Linked DNA regions of Homo sapiens: region 1 is linked to region 2. Evidence: read pairs that join two places in POLR2A ChIA-PET (ENCODE). Cell type or tissue: Panc1. All regions are shown on one strand. Links, peaks and the distances in the headings refer to the core of each region. The heading gives the core; the rest is flanking DNA. Region 1 has its middle 7.2 kb from the start of CLC. Region 2 holds the start of FCGBP (Fc gamma binding protein).

What was found. Peaks named below come from ENCODE experiments on the same cell type or tissue, not always from the same donor. Only the 100,000 strongest peaks of a DNase experiment are listed, where the experiment ranks them.
Region 1: POLR2A ChIA-PET joins it to region 2 with 14 read pairs; 3 of 35 experiments call an interaction of 5 or more read pairs at or near these places.

The regions. Positions count from the first base shown.
Region 1 is chr19:39,743,736-39,746,650 of GRCh38, reverse strand. No RefSeq gene overlaps it. Among named protein-coding and RNA genes, the nearest start is that of CLC, 7.2 kb to the right of the region's middle. In Panc1, for the core only: no CTCF peak of the experiment used is centred there; no DNase peak of the experiment used is centred there; H3K27me3 peaks cover 2,500 bases.
Region 2 is chr19:39,933,924-39,936,838 of GRCh38, reverse strand. It overlaps FCGBP (Fc gamma binding protein), which reads left to right and starts at 2,205. Exons shown (of 36, transcript NM_003890.3): 1 at 2,205-2,275. The coding sequence starts at 2,221. In Panc1, for the core only: no CTCF peak of the experiment used is centred there; no DNase peak of the experiment used is centred there; H3K27me3 peaks cover 880 bases.

The DNA.
Region 1 (2,915 bases), core at 264-2,763, 190 kb after region 2:
TTTTTTCCAGGCAGGTACTTGTTATCCTCTTGTCCTTTCATGGGGGATGATCAGTGGAGCCTTCTATTCCACCATCTTGCTCCTCTGCCTTCGTAATTGGCTTTCAAACTAACAAAATCATCTTTACATCTTCACCTGTGTCTTAGGTTTACTTATGCACACATTGATTGCATTATGTTCCCTGGAGTGTAGAACAATAGAAGGGTCCTTATGGCAGCCATCAGGAAAGAAATACTGGCTCCCAGAAAATACATCAGTGGCATTTCTTTTTCAATGGGTCCTGACAAACAAACATCTCTCTCTGAAAACAACCATTAGATGTATTTAATCCTGATTTTTTGGCATCATAGAAGTGGATCTGGTAGAATTGGTCAGAATATTGATATGTTTTAAAAAAAAGTGCAAACTGTATTTCCTGGTGGATTGGATGTGGGATGTGATAAAAGGGGAAGAATTGAGAGTAACTACCAGGATTTGGCCCAAGGCACTGCACTGTTGAAGAAGCCATCAACTGAGATTGGCAAAGCTGTGGATGGAGCACGTTTAAGGGGGAAGGATATCAGAAGCTCAGCTTTGGGAATCTTGAACTTGAGATGCTTTTTTATGTCCAAGTGCAGAGAGTTGAATATATGGGTTTAGAGTTTAGTAGAGAGGTTTGGATTGGGGATACAAATTGGAGGGTTGTAACAAATAGATAACATTTCAAATTTGAGAGATTGCCATCACCAAGGGCGTAAGTACAGCTAAAAAAAGGAAGAGAAACAGCATTGGGTCGATCCAAGATAAAGAAGTCAGGAGAAAAAGAGGAAGCAGTAAGGGACACTGAGATGGAGCAAACAGTGAGATGAGAAGAAACCAAGATAGTTCAGTGTCCTGGTAGCTAAGTGAAGAAAGTTTATCAAGGAGGAAGGAATAATCACCTGGCAGGTTAAGTAAGATGAGGCCTGACCGCTGACCACTGTGTTTAGCAATATGCAGGCCATTAATGCCTTTAACAGAATCATTTCTATGAGGTGGAAGGATAGAAGGCCATTCAGACTGAGTTTGAGGGGAGATGAATAAAGATATTAGAAGAAAGTAAGACTATGTTGTTCTTTTTTCCTTTTGAGTAATCAATATATATATGTTTTCATCTATTATTATATGAAAGCTTGTATAGTTATACTTTATTTTATCCTTTGAACCCTCCATAAAGAGGGTTAAATTTTTTTTTTTAATTTTAGATTTGGGGACACATGTGCGTGTTTTTTTCCTGAGTGTATTGCATAATGGTAAGGCTTGGGCTTCTGGTGTACCCATCACTCAAATACTGAACATTGTGTTCAATAGGTAATCTTTCAACCCTCACTTCCTCCTCTCTCTGCCCCATTTTCAAGCCCCCAGGGTCTGTTATTTCTATTTTTATGTCCATATGAACCCATCGTTTACCTCCCACTTGTAAGTGAGAACATGCAGTATTTGATTTTCTGCTTCTGAGTTAGTTCACATAGGATAATAGTCTCCAGCTCCAACCATGTCACTGCAAAGGACAGAATTTCATTCTTTTTATGGCTACTTAGTATTCCCTGGTGTATATGTAGCACATTTTCTTTATTCAATCAACTGTTGATGGACACTTACTTTGATTCTGTGACTTTCCTATTGTGAATAGTGCTGCAATAAACATAAGAGTTAAGGTGTCTTTTCATATAATTATTTCTTTTTTGGGATGTATATACCCAGTATTGGGATTACTGGGTGGAATGGTAGGTCTTTTTTTAATTCGTAGAGATATTGCCATACTGTTTTCCATAGAGGTAGAACCAGTTACGTTCCCACCAACAGTGTATTAGCATTCCCTTTTCTTTGCATCCATGCCAACATCTGTTGTTTTTTGATATTTTATTAGTAGTAATGCTTAAGGAATAGGCACTTCTTTCAAGGAGATTTGCGGCAAGAGGAAGCGAAGAAATGGAGTCACAGCTAACAGAAGAATAAGACGAAAAGATGGACTTACCTTTATTGCCATATTTACAGTTTTAATTGATGGTGAGTTTGCAGTTTTGTCAAAGCAACTACACAAATGGAAGGGCTTTTTTGGTTCACTATTTAAAGAAAATTCTTTTACAGTATTTTCAGAAGCTTTCTTAATATTGTTGGCCTCAGTAGGTCCTGGCAGTCAAACTACTCCCTTTAAAAAAAACCATTAGATGCATTTGATCCTGTTTGGTTGGCACTGTGGAAGTAGAGCTGGTAGAATTGGTCAGAATATTAATAAGTTTTAAAGGAAGAGCAAACTGTATATCTTGGATTGAAGATTTAATGTGATTGGAAGAGAAGAAGAAAAAATGACTACCAAGATTCTCTTGTTATAGTTTTATTAACTGTCCGTCCATTTTTATTTTGTTATTTGAAATTATTAATGGATTTTTTCCCAGAAAAGGAAGATTTTATAGGGTCAACCCAGCTTATAGCATTTTGCTATTGCAATAATAAATGTGTATGTATATTTTCAGTGGCCGATAGAACAATGGATTTGAACTATAGCTTGGACTTACCAGATATTTGAACATTCTACCCAACAGCTGCAGAATATACATTCTATTTGTCAGCAGATGAAACATTCTCCAAGATAGACCATATGATAGGCCACAAAACAAGTCTCAATAAATTTAAGAAAATTGAAATTCTATCAAGTACTCTTTCAGAACACAGTGGAATAAAATTGAAAATCAACTCCAAAAGGAGCCCTCAAAACCATGCAAATACATGGAAATTAAATACCCTGCTCCTGAATGACTGTTGGGACAAGAATGAAATCAAGATGGAAATTAAAAAATTCTTTGAATGGAATGATAATAGTGACACAACATATCAAAAACATATAGAAACCTCTGGGATACAGCAAAGGCAGTGCTAAGAGGAAAGTTCATAGC
Region 2 (2,915 bases), core at 307-2,806:
TGCCTCAGCCTCCCAAGTAGCTGGGACTACAAGCGTGCACCACCGTGCCTGGCTAATTTTTGTATTTTTTTGTAGATACAGGGTCTCACTATGTTGGTCTTGAACCAGGCTGGTCTCAAACTCATGGCCTTAAGCAATCCTCCTGCCTCAGCCTCCCAAAATGCTGGAATTATAAGCTGAGCCACTGCGCCTGGCCTCAGACAGAGAATTTTCACATCTTGGTTTGCAATTGCTGTTTCCTCCTAGGAATCCCGACGTCTCCTCCTCCGAGTCCTTCTCTGTCTCAGGGACCCAGCAGCCCCTTCCACCAACTTTTAGACCCCTCAGGGACCCAGGCATCCTTTTCCCAAAGCTTCCACTTCCTGTGGGTCCCCTGCCCCTGCTTGTTTCTTGTTATCTCTGGCTTTTAGCCAGTCTCCTATTTACTCACCTCATTCTCCTGGTTGACTTTATGTCCCAGTCAACTCTTAGCCTTTATCTTTCCCTCCAGGAACGTTTCTTGGGTGGGCGTGGGGATTGGTTGGAGCTCCAGGGAGAGAGAAGCCCCCCACCCGCTCTGGCCTCCCAGAGGCCCAGGCTGCTGTGATAAGAGAGGAGGAGCCCCAGGGGCAGCAGCTGCTAGGGTGTTGGTCCAAGAGAGCACCCAGGCTTTGCAGCTGCTGGTCCCAGGGGAGACTCCCCCAGCAAACAATGAGATCCTGAGTCAGGGAGAAGGCAGGCAGGGCATGGGTCAGGCCAGCCCCTCAGAGGAGCTGACTCCAGCTGAGAAAGCCCAACTTTCAGCTCATTCTTCTGCTCCTTGTGTGCAACCTAGACCTCCACCTCCCATCTCAGGCAAATTCTGGGGTGATGGAGAGGCACAGAGTCCCCTAAACCTGTTCAGCTAGCCCCTGCTAAGAGCAAACCCTCCCTACACACAAAAAAACTCCAAAACCAACAGGTCCTGGCTCTTCCTCAGTCCTCACAGGCTGGGGAGTCCCTGGCCACCTATATCCTGTTTCCAGCACCACTGAGGAGCAGGTGTCTGGGATCAGAAGTAGAATCTGGGTGTCTGTGTGGAACCAGGAAACAGAGGCCATTGTCCCTTCTTCACACACCGCCTCAGTCCCAGTGCCCACCTGCAGCCTGGCCTGCGCCCACACCAGAGGAGGCTGCCCCCCAGCTCTACAGTCCTTGAGAATTTTTTTACATCTCTGGGACGTAAAGATGCCCAGAGAGGCTGGTTTTGGTGTTCCCATTTTGCAGATGAGAAACCGCAGACGCCCCACTGGGCTGCGGTGGAGGTCTTGTGTCCCACTCCATAGCCTCAGACTCCTGCCCATCCCAGACACCTGCCCCTAGTGGTGTCTGGAAGCAGGATGTGGGTGGCTAGGGACTCCCCAGCCTGTGGGGACTGAGAAGGAACCAGGACCCGGATATGGGTCCCTCACTGTTGTTCCTGGCAGGAGCCAAAGGAAGGAACCTAGCCACTAAGCCAGCAAATATGACCACATGCCACCTCCCACCCTCACTGCCCACACCCCCACCCTACCCCACCTCCACCCAGGGACCCAGGTGCTCATCTGCCTGCTCCCCAGCTGTCTCCCTCAGGGACCCCACCCTTCCAGGACCAAACTCTCCAGAAGGCTTCCAGGGAATGGCCACCAGCTGTCCTCACTCCCTTCTTGGAACCCAGGCATCCAGAATCACTGTCCCTCCTTCCCAGGCCTTCACAGTTTCCCATTTCATCTGGCCATGAGGATGGCAGCCTCCTCCAGGAAGTTGGCATCATCTGCCTGGCACGTGGCCCAGGGTGTGGCCCAGAAACTCCACTATATAGCCCTGCCACAGGGCTGGCCCTGCAGCTCCAGGGACCTGCAGGTGAGAAGGGCTGGGGTCCCCTTTGGAAGTGGGACAGCAGGTCCCCTACTCTTGCCCCTGACTGTAGGCCTCCTCATCCTACCCCTAGACCCACAAGACAGCCAACTCTCCACCCCGTCCCTGGCTTCTGCCCTCCCCAACCCACCTCCAGACCCGCTGGACAGCCAGCCTCCCCTATACACACACACTGGTCCTTGGATCCATACCCCCTGGCCCAATCTGCCCGACTTCTTTCCCCACCTCAGCCTTCATGGTCCCAGGTGGCCCTTGTCATGAGAGTGGGCCCTTCTGCCCAGGACAGTCTCCAGCAGAGGCGGTGGATCAGCCTTCTATGATCCTTTCTCTTTTCCTACTGCAGCCATGGGTGCCCTATGGAGCTGGTGGATACTCTGGGCTGGAGCAACCCTCCTGTGGGGTAAGTCAGACCAAGACCCTCTCCATGTCCTTGTTCCAATCTGGGGAACTCTGCGTGGGTCCACGCCTTCCATGTGTGCCTCCTCCACATGTCACCCCAGGCTAGCTGAGACAGGAGAGAGGCCCTTAGGCTCTGCAGGGGGATGTGGTAGAATTCACCAATTCTCACCCTTTTCTGGATGGGAGCACAGGCAAAAACCTTAGTCCCCAAACTCAAGTGTGCAAGAACTTTCTTGGTTTTCTGCAACTCAACTAAGGTTTTGACTCTGAGCCTCATTCTGCTAAGTTGATGGAAAATTTCACGAAAGTCATTCTTGGAGGGTGTTGTCCCCACTTCTCCCAGGGATGTGTCCAGAACTAAAATTTTGGATAAAGCCAAAGTACTGGGGGGAGGATGGGATATGAGGACCCTCTCGTCACCAGTCAGCATCCATCTAGGTTACTTTTGAAATGTCCATTGTTCCTGATCCCCTGGCCCCCTGGGATATCCTTCAAAGCCCCCTTTATATGGAAGGTGGTCATTCCATAGCCCCCACACTCTCTTCAAGATTCCTTAGACCTCTCTCTCCTCAGCCCCAGGGACGCTCTTCCTAGTTGGGGGTGGTCAGAAGCCCCCACTGCCATCTATTTCTAGGAGACAA